Linked DNA regions of Homo sapiens: region 1 is linked to region 2. Evidence: chromatin loops called from intact Hi-C (ENCODE). Cell type or tissue: endothelial cell of umbilical vein. All regions are shown on one strand. Links, peaks and the distances in the headings refer to the core of each region. The heading gives the core; the rest is flanking DNA.

What was found. Peaks named below come from ENCODE experiments on the same cell type or tissue, not always from the same donor. Only the 100,000 strongest peaks of a DNase experiment are listed, where the experiment ranks them.
Region 1: a loop joins it to region 2, with 7 times the contacts of the local background. A loop is called at or near these places in 4 of 110 quality-filtered maps.

What each region holds. Positions count from the first base shown.
Region 1 is chr10:109,973,122-109,982,090 of GRCh38, reverse strand. All of the region lies in intron 2 of ADD3-AS1 (ADD3 antisense RNA 1), which reads left to right. Among named protein-coding and RNA genes, the nearest start is that of ADD3, 30 kb to the left of the region's middle. In endothelial cell of umbilical vein, for the core only: a CTCF peak has its summit at 3,518 (motif pointing left); a DNase peak (open chromatin) is centred at 3,500.
Region 2 is chr10:110,273,365-110,282,333 of GRCh38, reverse strand. MXI1 (MAX interactor 1, dimerization protein) reads right to left here. Exons shown (of 6, transcript NM_130439.3): 4 at 3,040-3,154; 5 at 2,249-2,420. Among named protein-coding and RNA genes, the nearest start is that of SMNDC1, 27 kb to the left of the region's middle. In endothelial cell of umbilical vein, for the core only: a CTCF peak has its summit at 2,764 (motif pointing right); a DNase peak (open chromatin) is centred at 2,783; H3K27me3 peaks cover 21 bases.

The DNA of each region.
Region 1 (8,969 bases), core at 2,449-4,948, 300 kb after region 2:
ATGTACTGAGGGGGACCCTAGGACACCTTTAGAGCCTGGTCCTGACTTGGCTACTCCTTAGCCACATGACTTTGACAGGCCACTCAACCTCTGCAGTCTCAGACGATTGATCTGAAGAGCCTCTAAAGTCTCATTAGTATGTGGGTTTACTTCTATGGGTATATAATTGTTTTGGCTCCTTTTTGTTTATTACTCATTTTCTCTAGAACTTGGCTACTGAGCAAACTCACCACATCAGACATAGTGGAGAAGGAGGAAATAAGCCAAGATGTGCTAACGGACAAACACAATGGCAAAGTCCATGTGTTAAAGCTCCTTCTCCTTATTGCTTTTCTTTGACCTCAGGAGCATGGGGTTGAGTAAATCATACTTGTGGGTTCATGCACCCTTTCATCATTAGTCTGGATAAGGCCTCTCTCTGTTTAATTTTACTATATTATTTTCTTTTTCTTTTGCGGGGGGAACAGAGTCTCACTATGTCGTCCAGGCTGGAGTGCAATGGCAAAATCTCAGCTCACTGCAACCTCCTGGGTTCAAGCAATTCTCCTGCCTCAGCTTCCTGAGTAGATGGGATTACGTGTGTGCGCCACCATGCCCAGCTAATTTTTGTATTTTTAGTAGAGATGGGGTTTCACCCTGTTGGCCAGGCTAGTCTCCAACTCCTGACCTTGTGATCCACCCACCTTGGCCTCCCAAAGTGCTGACCTGGCCTAATTTTACACCGGAACTGGCCTAATTTTACTATATTATTTTCTTCTGCTTCATCTCCCATCCCCTTTCCCTTTCCAGGTGCTGTGCTTGTGGTATAAATGGACTATCTTATTTAATTCTAATGACAACACTGGAGTAGACAATGCAGAGAATGCTGTCATCCCCATTTTACATATGGAGAAACTGAGGCTTAAGGAGGCTAAAGGGAAGAGGCAGAATATCAAACTAACCAGACAGATCCAGAATCCACACTCCTAAACACCACAGAAGCTAATCAAGAAAACTGATTTAAAATACAACTTGTCTCTAAGTTATTCTGAATTGTCTGTAGGACACCTCTCCCCCATTATTCAAAGGAAATATTAACAAATCTACTTTGAGGCACTTTGTTTCTCCTCATTCATCTTTCGCAGGACATTATCACCAGAGACAGTTTCGAAAAACTGGGATGATAGTCTCTTTGGATTTCCTTTTCCTCTGTTCCATTTCTCTTGCAAAACTTGGAGCTATAATTGTCAACTTGTGCCTTGACTCTGTGGCTTGCTGGGCACATAATTGAAATGATGTAAAATAGCATTTCCCCTCCTTAAACAGAACACCTGTCCACTCACATTGTGCTCTTTCTGAATCTCATTTATAAGAAGAAGATTGTTGATGGGCAGAATATGCTACTGAAGTGATGTTTCTCCCCTATGGGAGAGAAACATGAATAGTGCAGAGATTTATAATAGGATGAAGTGTGTGCCACCTTTAAGGTAAAGCCACACGAATTGATGGTTACCTAAAGTGATGGCCATTCCTGGTAGTCTTAGCACAACTTAATATGTGATGGGACAAGATTTTTAGCATTGACTACATTTTGTTTGTGAACCCTGGTGGGAGGGGAGGACAACCCTCAGGGGAGATGCAGAGATAGGAGTGGTTAAGGGCTTTTTTGACTAGGAGGGTTCTTTCCAGGGAGCTCTGAGGATGGATTACCAGGATGGGGAGATCAGATCATAGAGAGAGGGACCATACTGGAAATTAATAATAATAATAATAATGTTGTGGATGATGATAATAATGTCAATCTCTATTGAAGGCTTACTGTGTGTCAGATGCTGGATTATATTACTTTATATGCATGATCTTATTTATTCTTCTCAACAACTTCAGATAGATACTATTACGGGGACCTGAAGTAGATATTATTATAATCTCTATTTTACAGTGGAGGTAACTGAGGCTTAGAGAGGTTAAGTAACGTAGCCAGGTCAAGATCACGTAGCCAGCAACAACTCATTGGTCCATGCTTTTACCAGCACACTCACAGAGCCAGTGAGCTTTGGACGCAAGGAGTAAGATCAGGAGAGAATGGGAAAATGCCTTTTGAAGGGGATAATTGAAAGGGCCACAGTGGGATTGTGTGAAGGGCCCAGGTTTGATCGAGTGGTTCAGAGTTTTACTCAAATAGGAAGAAAGAAAACATCAGGTTGGTCCCTCTGGGTGAGAGATTGGGTGAAACTGCTTAAAAAATCCAGACCAGAGCCACATTCTGCCTTTAGAATCAGCTCTTCACTATTTTCCACCCAATTTTAAGGCCATGTTGTTATATAATTTGGATATGACAGCCAGAGATAATTTTCTGCTCGAAACAATTAGTCATATTTTAGGTTGGATAGGTTTGACTGAGTAAATCTTTCTTCAAGTGAGCATTTTATTAATTATAGAAAGGGCTTGGAGAGACATCCTTTCAAATAACGGAATCAAACCCTTTCTCTAAGAGAGGAATCCCTAAGCCTTGCTGGATCTTGCACAAAAATCATATACCATCCCACAGCTAAATTCATTTAGAATCCCACCAGAACATTCTAATGCAATTTTTATGAAGTGTCTTTTATTTTGTACTTGCTTACTCTGTAACAAATGAGTCATTGATTTTCAAAAAATTTTAAATGTATCCAGAGGGTTTTTTTTTTCTTTTCAGTTTTTGTTTTGAACAGCCATTCAGAAGCCAAACCCAGTAACCCTAAGTTCTCCTGGCTGCTTTGCTGTAAAGATAGCTTTCCTCTGAACTGATTGTAGTGGTTGCTTTGACAAGAACGAACCACTTTCTTTTTTTAAAAAAAATTTATTATATTTTATTTTAAGTTCCAGGATACATGTACAGTACGTGCAGGTTTGTTACATAGGTAAACGTGTGCCATGGTGGTTTGCTGCACCTATCAACCCATCACCTAGGCATTAAGCCCTGCATGTGTTAGCTATTTATCCTGATGCTCTCCCTCTACAGGCCCCAATGTGTGTTGTTCCCCTCCCTGTGTCCATGTGTTCTCATTGAAGAACGAACAACTTTCAACTAGCCAAATTGCTGAGATGTGAAAGAAGTACCTTACAAGTCTTTCTAAAATGTTGTCCAGCAATTATGTTTGAATATTTGTGTGTTATATTCAGGGAAGGCCTGAAAACAACAACAATAAAAATGAAACTTTAGGGTCAATCCCAATTTTCTTTGTGATCATGAGGTATTCTAATCTAGAGTTCCTTTGGGAGCCTTTCCTTGTGAGTTTAAGTAGGAAAGCCGACGGGAGCCTCACCGTACAGCTGTGGTCGGGTACAGTAATCCCCTGATGACTAGTCAAAGACAGATCCACTCGATGCCTATGTTTTTTTCTATCATTCAAGAGTGGCCAAGGAGACCAAGGGTAGGAGTGAGAATTCACTAGAGTTTTCAACAAAGCATTCCAATAAATTAAAAAAACAAACAACTTTTGTAAGAATGAAGTGTTTGGCAATGCTGGTTGGTTACAGCGCCCTCATGTGTCTCAGCATGGTAGTGTCATTTTAGGGCTTTCCAAGGGCATGAGATTCTCTCCTAATCATTAGACCAATGCTATTGAATGGAGTCCTTTTCCTCCATGTTTGTTTCTAGGGTCACAAATAGACTTCTTTCTTCTTTAGGTGTTAGTTTGAATCTCCAGTGTGATTATAATTTTTATTAGAAACTGTAAACATGAACTATCTCATTTTCCAGTCTGTTTCTGTGCATGCTCGATAAATGCTTGCTGAATTTGAGCTCATTTAAATGTCAATTCCTGCCAAAAAGTGAAAATAACCCAAATGCCCGGCTGGGGAATCAATAAACAAATTGTGGCACATCCATACAATAGAATACTACTTAGTAATAAAAAGGAAAGAACTACTGACACGCAGCAACAAGAGGCTGTGAATTATAAGGTTCTACTTATGTGACATTCTGGAATCAGACAGATACCAGATCAGCAGCAGCCACAGGGCTGGGGAAATATGGTGGGATTGGTTGCAAATGGGTATTAGGGAACTTTTCGGGGAGATGGAAATGTTCTTTATCTTACTTGATGTTGGTGACTTGACTACATACATTAGTCAAAACTTATCGAACTGGCAATGGTGGTATGACAATGAGTATAGCTGCTTTCCAAAACTCATTGAATTGTGCACTGGAAAAGGGTAAAATTAACTGTATATGAATGATACCTCAGTAAGCCTCATAAAAACTTTCAATTCCTTAAAAAATTATCATGGATTTCTTCCAGAGTACTGAACACCAACCCCTCTGGGTTGGTTTCCTTTTCTTTGCCTATCTGAAAAAGATGCCACGATTAAACTCTTAGACTCTGCAAGTTCCAGCCCAGTTCAAAGTCCCAATGGGGCCAGACTGCATTCCAAACAGTCTGCTCCCCGCCTCTGCCATTATACCAGAGACGGCGTATGCAGTGACACAGTCTCTGTAGCATTTGGATACTGAAAAGGAAAACATCAAAGTTCCGGGCCAGTGCTAGCTGCCACCAACAAGCACAAGCCCCTTGAGGAGAAATGAGATCTGGGCCCTGAAGGCAAATTCATACTGTCAGTTTGCTGGCTCTCCTCAGTGAAGGACAACAACCACGGTTCCTGGGCAGAAGCTGTGCTTTGTACAGATTTATTAGCCACTTGACTGAATGTTCTGCCCCAGGCAGTGCCCAATATCTGATTCTGGAAAACAACTTTGGTTCCCGCAGCTCCCAAGATGTTCTACCTACCCTCATTCCCTATGATGGTGACCTACAAATGTTGATACAGGCCAGTGGTTCTTAAACTTCACTGGGTTCAGGAATCACCTAAGGAGTGTATTTTCTAAATGTCAGTTCCCAGTCTTCACTTGCACTCTGAGATTCTAGTGTAATAAGCCTGGGAGCAGTTCCTGGAAATTGCATTTTAGAAAAGCACCTCTGGTGATTCTGATGCAGGAGGTCTAAGGCTCACACTTTAAAATATGATGATCTGAGGCCTGGAAAAATTCATATACCATCTAGACTTTTGTTTTCACTTGAAATAGTTGAAAAATTAATTCATTGGAAACATCTGACCCATCACGTCGTTGAGTAACACAGTGATTAACAGTGGGGCTCTAGAGTGGGGTTCCTGGGTTCAAAGCCCACCTACACCTCTTATTACCCATGAGGCTTTAGACAGGTTACTTAATCTCTTCACAGCATGTGTGTAAGAGGAAGTAGGATCAAATGAGCTAACACTTAAAAAGCACTCAGAGTGAGTGCCAGTAAGCATTAGATAAACATCATTATTATTCTGTCCAGATCAATAAAGATTGAAGGGAATATTGCAAACCATGAACAAAGAAAGATACTTCAAAGAGCTTTTCATTTAAAGCTTGGACAACTCTAAATACTTCAAATGGTAGACGGAAATGTAGCCACTTTATGTATGCCAAGTTTCCTACATTCCAAATTTCTTTGGAATTTAGGAAATTTTTTATATTAAAAATATAAGCTGAACAAATATGTAAGCTGAACTTAGCAGTACCCCTTTTCTTTGATTAAGGAGCTTATGACAACTCACATATATCAGCTTGCTCATCTTTATAAGTTATCCATAATATTTGGTGCTTCTTAAAGATGCAAATCAGAATCATGTGTAGAGCTTTTGGAAAGGACAAATTTTGACTCAGTAGAGATTGGGGTGGGGCCTAGGGAATCTGATTTTCTAAAAAGCTCTCTCCATGATTTGGCTGTACATTCCAGGTAGAGAACAACCATTACAGGTGAAAGCTGGGATAATCTACCTTGTTTTAAAATGTAAGAAACAGAGACAAAACATGTTAAATACTTTGCCCCAATGTCATTCAGCAAATCATTTGGTGAGGCAGGAGTTGGATTTTTGTCAGTAATTCCAGGGGCTACTATATTAGTACTTTCCACTATGGCTTATACAGTATAAGCTATTTGTATAGGGTAGGATAAGCAAAGTAAATTTTTACTCCCTCATTTGCTTATGAAATAGTACTCTGATCTGAATATGTAGGAACTTTAGAACTGCTGACCTGGGATTCTGAATTCCTTTCAGATTCCACCTTTTACCTTCTTAGCCACGTATCCCCATTTACTGATTATCTCCATTAAATCCCTGGAAGTGTAAAGGAGAGATGGCTCATACAGTGCTTGGGTCAAATCCCTATGGGAAATAAGATCATGTGCTTAAAGACTTGTTCTTCCCCATTCTTGGAGCTTAAGGACCACAGCTTCATCATGATCAAATCCAAGATAAATTAGTACATAAATCTAGGAAAATGAGGATCTCATAAGATCACGAATCTAAGAATATTATCTTATAAATTACTGACTCATAAATCACCGGGGCATGAATCACACGAATATCAAAAAGGCCATTCTAGTGGCTGAAGGCAGTGGCATTTTGGTGGCCTCTACTCTTGAGTTGAGATTTTTGTGGATTCCCTTCTCATCTTGGGAAATATCTGTAACCTATGAAGTCCCTCAGAAACCATTTTCCTGAATGTATTATCAGAGAAGAAAATCTGTTAAAGTCTGCCATTGGGAGGAGGGTGGCCACCAATCAAGTGAAATCATTCTGCTGAACTTGAGCCAGGGAACCAAATTGGGGCAGTATCATTTTGCATGCAAGATGGCCCAGCAGGCTGGAATCCCTGCCTGCAGACCTTCACACATCACCAACTTTTTGCTAATAAAACAGACCCCATTATTTAGTTTCTTCTTGGCATCCACTGGCTGCTTCCCTTTCAGACTTTCTGTTGCCCATATTTCAATATCCCACCTTTGCATTCTCCTCCTGCTCTTGTTAAAGTACTGTTTCTTTCTTTTTCTTTTCTTCTTCTTCTTCTTTAAAAAAAAAAAAAAGATCCCTTTTAATCAGATAGCTCCTGCTGGCATGAGCTGTCAGAGGTATTCATTTCAGTGGACTCTGGCCTTATGCTGCATTACCTTGGCAACAAGATTTAGAAGCAAAGCCTTGGCCTTGAACTTGTCAGAGTCTCCAACGATGTGAACTCAGCACATACTACTCTCTAGCATATCAAGTTGTCATGCCAACCACTAACAATAAAATCCATCTCTGTCTTCTAGGGTTTTAATTCAATAACTTTTCAAATTGGTTCCTTCTGTAATTCAATTGGTCTGGAAATGTAATATATGAACGTGCACGTGTGTGTGTGTGTACACTGTGTTTAACCAGTCACTAATGGCCTTCCACTAAAAGACTGGAGGTTGGAAATGCAATATAGGTCAAAAGTTCATCAAAAAGCAAAGAAAACCGGTGCTGGATCTAACAAAAGAAGCCTGAAAATTTGGAAATCCTGACAAAGAGGTAACTAAACGAAGCCTCAAGAGCTGACTTCTGCCCTCAGATATATGCACATGACTTCTATTGGCACGGGTGCATAGCACATTTGATACTCAGAGTAGCTGTTCCCCCATAGATATTTAGAACTCCTTTAGTTTTGAATACACAACCAATTTCCATTTCTTTTTTTTTTTTTTTTTTTTTTTTTTGTGAGACAGAGTCTCGCTCTGTCGCTCAGGGTGGAGTGCTGGAGGCAGTGGCGCCATCTCGGCTCACTGCAAGTTCCGCCTCCCGGGTTCACGCCATTGTCCTGCCTCAGCATCCCAAGCAGCTGGTACTACAGGCGCCCGCCACTATGCCCAGCTAATTTTTTGTATTTTTTAGTAGAGACGGGGTTTCACTGTGTTAGCCAGGATGGTCCCGATCTCCTGACCTCATGATCCGCCCGCCTCGGCCTCCCAGAGTGCTGGGATTACAGGGGTGAGCCACTGAGCCCGGCTAACCAACTTCCATTTCTTTTTGAGACGGAGTCTTGCTCTGTCACCCAGGCTGGAGTGCAGTGGCGCGATCTCGGCTCACTGCAAGCTCCGCCTCTCGGGTTCACGCCATTCTCCTGCCTCAGCCTCCCAAGTAGCTGGAACTACAGGTGCCTGCCACCACGCCCAGCTAATTTTTTTTTTTTTTTTTTTTGCATTTTTAGTAGAGACGGGGTTTCACCGTGTTAGCCAGGATGGTCTCGATCTCCTGACCTTGTGATCGGCCCGCCTCAGCCTCCCAAAGTGCTGGGATTACAGGCGTGAAGCACCGCACCTGGCCCCAACTTCCATTTCTTAAAAGCATTCCTATTTTTATATTTACATTTCATTTTCCTCTGAACCAGAAAGCTCTTTAAGAACCTGTCCCCTTTGAAAGACTCTTAATCTTCTAAGGACATTCAAACAGGGATTGCATGGAGTCTAGGGGCTGGAAGTAACCAGGGGTCGGGGCTTCTCAAACTTATGTGTTTCAATGCCTCCTTATTCTTGTGCCAACTCTGTGATTATTTGCTCCTTGTTTTTCTCCTTTAATTGACATGTTTTAATAAATTTAGAGAGGGAACTTTATATCATTAGTCTGATACTCTGCTTTTTAGACCCTCTGCCCCTAGGGGCATAGTTCTCTCTTAGTTTTCAATAATTAACACGTATAGGGTTGTCAGTGTGCTAGCTGATGACCACTAAAAATACTTTTTGTGTACTAATTCGTTTAATCTTCACAATCATCATAGCAACCCTTTGAAGCAGGTAATTATTTTTATCATCATAGCTTCACAGAGGAGGAAACAAAGATACTGAGAAGTTAGGCAGCACATCCACAGCTAGTATAAGTAAGGACTGAGTTTCAAACCCTGCAGCCTAGTTCCAGAGTCTCAACTCAGAATACTGCTTTACTGGATTCTGGCTGATATGTGAGCCTGTCTGCAAAGTTTTATACAGGAAGCACTGATTACCTAAAATTGCAAATTTCTTGAAGGCAGAGACCATCTTTAATACTTCCATCTCTCTCTTAGTGCCTACTTGTGTACCTTTGACATAATACTTGCTTAGAAATATGCTCAGTTTGTGAAAGAGTGATCTGGGAGAATCCTAGAATATCAAATTCAAGGC
Region 2 (8,969 bases), core at 1,393-3,892:
AAAGGTTGCGTTAAAAAGGATGAAAAAACTATTTAAAAGGCTCCTACTCAGCAAATCTGGGACAGTTTGAGCATTCAAAAGAATTTAAAAGGATGACTGCAATGGATTGGAACACATTCAGTACAGCAAAACATGAGTTCATGATATAATCAAAAAATAGTAAAACCAAAACTTGTTACTTCTGGAAGCTGCTAGGTTACCAACTCTGTTTGGAAAACTGATAAAGCAAAAACCAAGACCAAGCATTTATCCCACCTTCCCTGTATGAACTTTATTTCAGGATAACCGAAAAGTTGATGAGAAAATGTTTATAGGAGAAAAACAGTTTATAAATACAAGAGGAATGACACAATTAGAAAATCACTATTTTATGACACCCAATGAAATAAGGGCAATAATTGCTAAAACTGTTAAGTTAAAGGCTATACATTTATATAAATGTATTAAAATGACCTTACCTGAACCTATTGATTAATATTAAAAGTGCAACAACAACTACACACAATACTGACATAACAGGAAGTACAAAGCACCACCTATGAAGTATTCTGCATCTACCAACCAGTTTACAGTCAATATAAAGGACATAACATGTTAAATGACACCATGAGGATTCAACCAGCCAAATCTAGGATGTAGGAAATTCTATAAGAAAAATGACTCAGTCTCTTGATGTTTAAAAAAATATGTACATATATACAACACACAGATCTATACCTATATATTCCTTCATGTTTTCTCTGCCAAAGAAGTCTTTTTGAGATGTTATGTAGAAATCAGTTTTTGTTTCTACCAAAACGGTGTAGGGGGAAGAGAAAAAATTATTATAGATTAATATCTTAAAAGGCACATCAAACAAATGCAATGTGGCCTTTGGATCCTGATTTAAACATACCAATGGTAAAATGCCATTTTTGAGACAACTGGAGAAAATGTATCACAGACTGGGTATTAGATGATATTAAAAAAGATTATCTGAATTAATTTTGTGGGGTATTATAATAGCATTATAATTACATTTTTAAAAATCCTATTTATTCAAGATACATACTAAAGTATTTAGGGGCAAAATGATGTTATCTGGGATTTGAGTTAAAGCATTCCAGAAAAAATATTGAGGGTGAGCGTAGTGAAGAACAGATGAAACAAGTTGACAGCTATTCAAACTGAATGGTGGGTATACAGGAGTTCATTATTCTATTCTAAGTATGTTTGAAAATTTCCACTTAAAAAAGTCAAAAACAAAAAACAAAATCAGAGTCCTAAAAACAAACAAACAAAAAAACTCTGTCACTTGTCTCATGTTTTAGAATCCTAAAGAGCTCATGAGCTCCTTTCTCCAAATGTAAGACTTCAAATCACCAGTGTTCACCTCTGGGATCTTTTAATGTGATATGAAGCCTGATGTGGTGGAAGCTTTGGGAAGAACAATCAGTAAAATTCAAACCATTCTTTTTTGGTTGACTTCTGTTCTTTAACTCTGTCAAAGATAAATATTCTAGGATAGATGGAAAGAGAAATAAAGGGTGTTGTACTTTAAAATCTACATATAAAAATTCACATCACCAGTAGTAAAAACTTCGACATCGTGTATCTTCCTGACACAATGGATTGAGAAAGGCACAACATCATTTCTTTTCTTTTTTTTTTTTTTGAGACGGAACCTCACTCTGTTGCCCAGGCTGGAGCGCAGTGGCATGATCTCGGCTCACTGCAAGCTCCGCCTCCCGGGTTCACGCCATTCTCCTGCCTCAGCCTCCCGAGTAGCTAGGACTACAGGCGCCTGCCACCACGCCCGTCTAATTTTTTGTATTTTTAGTAGAGACAGGATTTTACCATGTTAGCCAGGATGGCCTCGATCTCCTGACCTTGTGATCTGCCCGCCTTGGCCTCCCAGAGTGCTGGGATTACAGGCATGAGCCACCGGGCACAACATCATTTCTGTGATATTCCTTACCCCAACTGTATACCCTCAATCTAATCATTTGAAAACATCAGACAAACCTAAATTGAGGGACATTATATAATTTATAATATAAATATATAAATATATTTTTTTTCAAGGAAAAAACAAAAAGTTTTATAGTCCACACTGGCACTGCTGTAGACAATATTATGATTGCATAAAACCTACAATGTTACTCTGTTGGCTAGAAAGAAAGCAAATACAGTGCCTCCCAACATACCTTCCCTAAATCCAGATACAGAGATGTTTAGTATTTCATTAGAGAAGAGGCAAGCTGCCTACCTCGCTCTGAATCAGAACGATCTGAAGAAATAGTTGATCCAATGCTGTCCATTCGTATTCGTTCCATCTCCTGAGGACCCTGCAGCTGTTCCAGTCGCCACTTTAAAAATCTCTGTTCTCGTTCCAAATTCTCGAGCTGGTGCTGGCTTTTTCTTTCAGCTTCTTCAAGTTTCTGAAATGATGAAATGATTTTTACATTTGTGTATAGTCCAGTACAAACAATAAAACTGATTCCTCCTTTAGCAGAGAAAACATGAATGAATATACATGTGTGAGTGTGTATAAAAATATATAAATACATTTTAAAGCCTCCAAAATGAGAATGCATATAAATACATATTTTTAAAAATAAAAAATAGTTTTGTCTTTACTTTTGTGTGTATGTAATGAATGCTATGTTACTTGAACAAGATGGACTTCTAAAAGTCTGTAAAGTAATCTCCACGGAGAAACTTCCTCTAGTATGGTATTTGATGGAAAAATACGGAAGGACACAGCCAAATGAAGTCATCTCCACCAGAGGGCACAACTGCCTTCCGAGTATGAAGAGGGTAATTGTTATTTTCCTAGTGTTCTCAGTTCTTCAAATGGCCACGCTGTCAAAACAATTTAGTTTAATCAGGTTATGTTGTTCCCATCAGATTAGCTGGTAAGTTTTTAGAAAGACTTCTCTTGAGGTCAGTTATTAAGGAGGGCATGGTGAACTAGCTGATGTATATGAATAGGAATCAGTGCCAATAATTAAACCAGAACTGAGGGAATTGTGCAAATCTGAAAGTAAAAATTCTCACCTTGATGTGTGCTTTGGCTTTGTTGAGCAAACCAAGTGTTGTGTGCCGGGTGCAGTCTGGTCCTAGTGGAATCAGAACTTTTAAGCGTTCTAAACAAAGGCGCAGATGAGCTCGTCTAAGAAAGACAAAAAGTCAAATCAGCACAGTCTGGTTATTTCACTAGAAATATCATAAAACCTATTTTAAGATAAACAATAATTTGCATTTATTCAGCCTATAGGATAGATGTCACACCCCTAATTCTCCACTGTCAAAGAATGTAGGGGTGGCCGCATTTCAGTCTCTGCTATTTCTGTTGTACTCTTTAGACAACACTCACTTTAGATTATTATCCCCAATGGTAATCTCTGTCAAGATGGTTTATTTTTTAACTCACCCCATAAACTGTCTCAACTGTATTAATATGGAAGTGTGAAAACATACCAGGACAATTGTATTTGATCTTGAATAACTAAAACCACAGGCGAGAGGAGAGGTTTTCAGCTATGGTACCCCAAGGGAATATAATATGCTCACAAGTTTCTATTTCCCCCCTCCCACCTTTTACTTGCTTGCACGTGTGTGGGCACACACACACACACACACACACACACCCTACCTCTCTACAACTGTAGCCATCCTACAGTGTGTTACATGTTGTTATATATTAGTTTGAACCACATGAAATTTCTGATATTCAACCACTTTTCACTTATAAAAATGTTGATTTCTTATACTCCAATACAACAGAAACAGCAAAATTCTGTGACCAGCTAGGGTAGGGTTAGACAAAATATATGCCCTGTGGTCAATTCTAGCCACAGAAATAACCCATAAAATAATCCCCTGCTTCCTATCTAAGTGTGCTAGCTCGTTAGCTTAATTTTTATTTCTTTTTTCTCTTCCTCTCTCGTCTCTCTCACTACCTGCCTCCAATCCACAAGGACAACAGGTGACAAAAATTACTTACTGAAAGTCATTGCATTCTCTAATCTATCCTTCCTGTGGGAAAGTTGAGGGAAATTTCTCCTAGAAATGCTAGCAGAGAACCTCATGGATTTACCTTCCCTGTGCCCTAAAAGAACTATGATCATGGTGATGAGAGAGTTCTGAGTATTTAACTTCATCCTAAAACAATACTAGTCCACATCTTTGGTCCTGTGTTTCATAAGGGGTAAGGTAATTCAGCAGTTAACAGCATATCTGAAAAGAAAATCCACAAATACGTTCACAGTTTACCCCTAGTCCTTAAAGACCTATAATTGAACTTTTGGTAACTGTCTTAACTGCATCAAGAACAAAACACACACCCTCCATTCTCTTCTGAAAGAGGACTAAAATGGTTTTGCTAATTCACACACCAAACTATGCGCTTTCTCTGTCTTAATAGACAAGAAATAATGTCAAGTGAAATTCTCAAAGGCTAGCAATTTGAAAAGAGAGGTAGGAGAAGGCAATAAGCAGCCAATTATGTCATGACAAGCAAGGATGATTAAGGGTAGTGAGGTCAGAGGTTTGGCTAATGAATTAAGATTCTTCTAGCACCTACTAACCTAACTATAGTTAAAGGTCTGACAGTATTTCCATTTCAAATTTCTTTATTGAGTTCAGTACCTCAGGTCTAATAATTGGGTCCAGGCTGAAACCTGACGTAACTGGTGTGGATAAAGGAATCCCTAAATCAAAGGTATATCAATGGATTCTCCTTAATGATATTTAACAACTTCAAAGTCACTTTCCTCCCCTGCTGTACTACCCAAATGCATAGAACCTTTAACAAAATTTTCATTTTTAACTGGAAAATTTCTTAGGTGAGGATTCTCATGTGACCACAGTGCTCTTGCTCAGCAGACCAAAAAAAGCAAACAAACAGCAACAACAACAAAACACCAGAGTAAAAAGTGCCTTTAAACTCTTCATTAAGATTATTATGGCATATGATAACAACTGCACTCATATAATATGACTGGAGCGTGGAAACAAAGACTGGCAGCTACACTAATAGACAATCCTGCTTTAAATTCAGTCTTCTAAAAAACTCAACAAAGCAACTAGTAAAGTTAACAAGCACATTACCGCAAGAATACCTTGTCAATTTGGTTCAAATTAACTCCAAAACTTCAGTATATGTAAGAATTATCTTTTATTTTTTAGTTTTTAAGAAACTTAAAATGGGCTGGGCATGGTGGCTCATGCCTATAATCCCAGCACTTTGGGAGGCCAAGGTGGGCAGACTGAGGCCAAGAGTTCGAGACCAGCCTGGCCAACCCAGTAAAACCTCATCTCTACTAAAAATATAAAAGTTAGCTGCGCATGGTGGTGCACGCCTGTAATCCCAGCTACTCGGGAGGCTGAGGCACAACAATCGCTTGAACCCAGCAGGTGGAGGTTGCAGTGAGCCAAGATGGCGCCACTGCATTCTGCCTGAGCCACAGAGTGAAACTCTGCCTCAGGAAGAAAAAAAAAAAAAAAGAAAAGAAAAGAAAGAAAGGAAAATCAAAATGATTCCATAAACTTTCACATCAAGGAAAAGAAAGGTGAGTCTATTTTCCGTTTTGTGATACTTGCTAAAACCTAGAATGAAAATAACTAACATATTAAAATTTTTTCTCTCTTTAATCATTCCATGTATTTATTACATGGATTTTACATACTCAGCACTGTTCCAGACACTTGCTTGAGAAGGAAAAGTAAAAAAAAAATGTTAACTTTAAGAGTTTACACTCAAGACTACAGAAAGAAACATATTACTTTGTTTCATTTGGTCCATACTGAATGAGTCATACAGATATCAAGGACAACAGAATCTGAATAAATCGAGAGATTGTAATCAGAGGAGGGAGACTTGTAAAAGAGGTTGAAATCTGACTTTGGACTTAAAGAATATTGAATTTGTCTATGAAAAAGTGAGGATTTGCTAGGTAATTTTAAAAGTAAAGGACCTAAATTTATGGATTGGGACCAAGTTTAAACATAAAATTGAAAAAATCTGAATAAATGGAGAGATTGTAATTGGAGGAGGTAGACCTGTAAAAGAGGTTCAAATTTGACTTTGGACTTGAATAATATAGAATTTGTGTATGAAAAAGCGAGGATTTTCTAGGTAATTTAAAAAGTAAAGGACCTAAATTTATAGACTGGGACCAAGTTTAAACATAAAATTTAAAATGCCTTATTTTCTCTCCTTCAAGGGAAAACAACTGAGCTGGAATTCTATATGGAAATAATCAGCTAGTTTCAGCTGTCTGAGGATCTGCAATGCACCGACAAATCAGGAGGTACCCAGACCAAAGTTTGAAAAATGCCTAAATGAACAGGGAAGGCAGAATGCTCTAAAAGATATTTTTTTTAGCCACTACTGAACATTTTATTGTCAAATAATTATTCATCTGCTCTGAGATACAGCTTACACCAAGAAAATATACCCTGAGATATCTCACAAAGGCCAGTGATGCCATTCTTCATATTTTGTAAATACAGTCCTCCAAAATCGGTATTAATATGAAAGATGAACAGTGAATTATTTCCTCTGCTCTTGTGGACAGAGGTGTACCTGTGGAAGATACATGTCATTTCCTTAAGTTTTTGTATTTAAATGAAACAGGCATTTGGAGAGTAGAATAACAAATGGTTAATGGCAGTTGAAGAACAGCAGCTGACCAAGAGGGAGAGTCCCATCCAAATAATGCACACAGTTACCACATGTCCTTAGCTGCCACTTAGGTAAATGTACCCTTCCAAGAGCAATGGATGCCCTGTAACTGTAAACTGGAAAGAGTTAAATCAGAAAAATCGATTCTCCTCAGTGTCTAAGTTTTTTTTCTCTCCTGCAAATTCTTAGAACAGCAATTGTATGGCAAAATTATTCTTCCTTTTCAATGATGCTGCTCTCCACCCTTTCCCCCATAAGTCTCCCTGTTGGTAACCAGATTGCAAGCTTAACCACCAGTGACCTAGAAAGGCATATCTTTTGATGCCATCTGGTCCCTTCTTTTCTTGCCTTCATTCTCATGTGACTGGTAGCTCAAGAGCCTCCTGTATGAGGCTGCCAAATCATGGGTGCTGTAAGACTTTGGGGGAAGGAAAAAGGACAAGCAATAGAAGAAAAAAGCTTGGTTTGATTTGAAAATCCTTATTCACAGGCTGGGTGCGGTAGCTCATGCCTGTAATCCCAGCACTTTGGGAGGCCGAGGTGGGTGGATCTTCTGAGGTCAGGAGTTCGAGACCAGTCTGGCCAACATGGTGAAACCCTGTGTCTACTAAAAATACAAAAATTAGCCAGGCATGGTGGTCCGTGCCTGTAATCCCAGCTACTCTGTCGGCTGAGGCAGGAGAATCGCTTGAACCCAGGAGGCAGAGGTTGCAGTGAGCAGAGATCGCGCCAGTGCACTCCAGCCTGGGTGACAGTGTGAGACTCCACCAAAAAAAAAAAAAAAAAAAAAATCCTTATTCACTGAGGAAAAAAACTGCAAGTATCATATGATGATGTTTTTCAAGTCTCCAAGGGAGAGAAGAGCTGACATAGAGAATAACGATTCATGAAAGGCATGGTCCTGCACCTCTAGTAAAAGAAGGGAAAGAAGGTTGGGGAAAGTTAAGGCTGCTCTTCTGAATATTATGATGAACATTAGACAAACAGCAAGTAGAAAAAACCTGGTACTGAAACATTTATAGAACTAGACTTAATGGAAACTGATTTTTAAAAATTTAGCTCCTTGGTGGACATTTACTTTATTTTTATTTAACACATACTTTTTAAAAACACATGAACAGCTAATAAAAACTGTAAAGCTGAAACCTTTCCTATTTTAGCATGAGTTATAGTAAAACAAAGTTAGAATTAGGTACTGCAGCAGGAAGTGCCCTGTGAGAAAACTGGAGTCCCCTTGCTGAGAGGGATGGGGTTACACAATGAAGAGTTCCCAAAGTACTTTTATTTTCAAAGACACTTTGAGTTCTGTTTTAAAATGAGATTTTAAAGTGGGTTTTGCCCAGGGGAAAAGGTAATTCCCAGCCACTAACCCTGTTAGAGAGAAGAGTCCTATCAAAATTAACCACACCTTCAAAAAGGGCAAGCCCCTTGTGGGATAAAGAACAATGAGAGTCTGTTTGGCTTTTATTTTGGTAGATTGGTATCATTTTTCCCTGAAGGAACCAATGCTCCTTTTGATTTCAAACTCTGTAACCTCTACTGCCAAACTGATGTACCACAGAACATGAAGGGAAATGATTTTGGTATAAAATGGCCTCTACTAGTAGCTGTGCTATTTTAAAGCACAGGTATATCAACTATAATAGGAAGCGCACACTGTTGTGGGAAGAGAGAGGAAAGAATACCCTTTCGGAACAAACTCCAAGTATCATTTGATTATGTTTTTCAAGTAGTCTTTCAAAACTCTAATACCCCTGTCCAACAATAATAGATCTAACCCCCGCCTGGCCCCACAAACGATCCACTGGCTGATGCCTTTGGAAGCATGGTCCTTCATTGGAACCTGCTTGTCTTTCATTCTTCCACTATAGGATACCTAGACTTTACCAGATAACTAAATCAAAATGGAAAGCAAGTCAAGTGATGGAGACAGTGCTTATATTTTCCGCTCTGCTGAATGTTACGTAATGAACTATGAGTCCTCTCATGAGCCACATTCTTCAAAGCTGCAGTGGCTTGTGGCCAGGTTTCTCAACTCCCAACACACACTCCTGCACGTGACAGCAGCTAGCTACTTTTCCTACACATATATACCAAAGTGTCTCTAAAACTTAATGTGTTGAGAATCTTCTGAAAACCCAAATTTATCCCCCCAAAAAACCCTGCCTGCCTGTTTTCCTAATGAAAAATGACATTAAAAATGGATCCTGATATATCAAAAGCATATTGTGGTTCATGAGTTTTATTTACTAAAACATGTATGATCATATTCTGCTGTTCAGCTTATTCGGTTCATGAA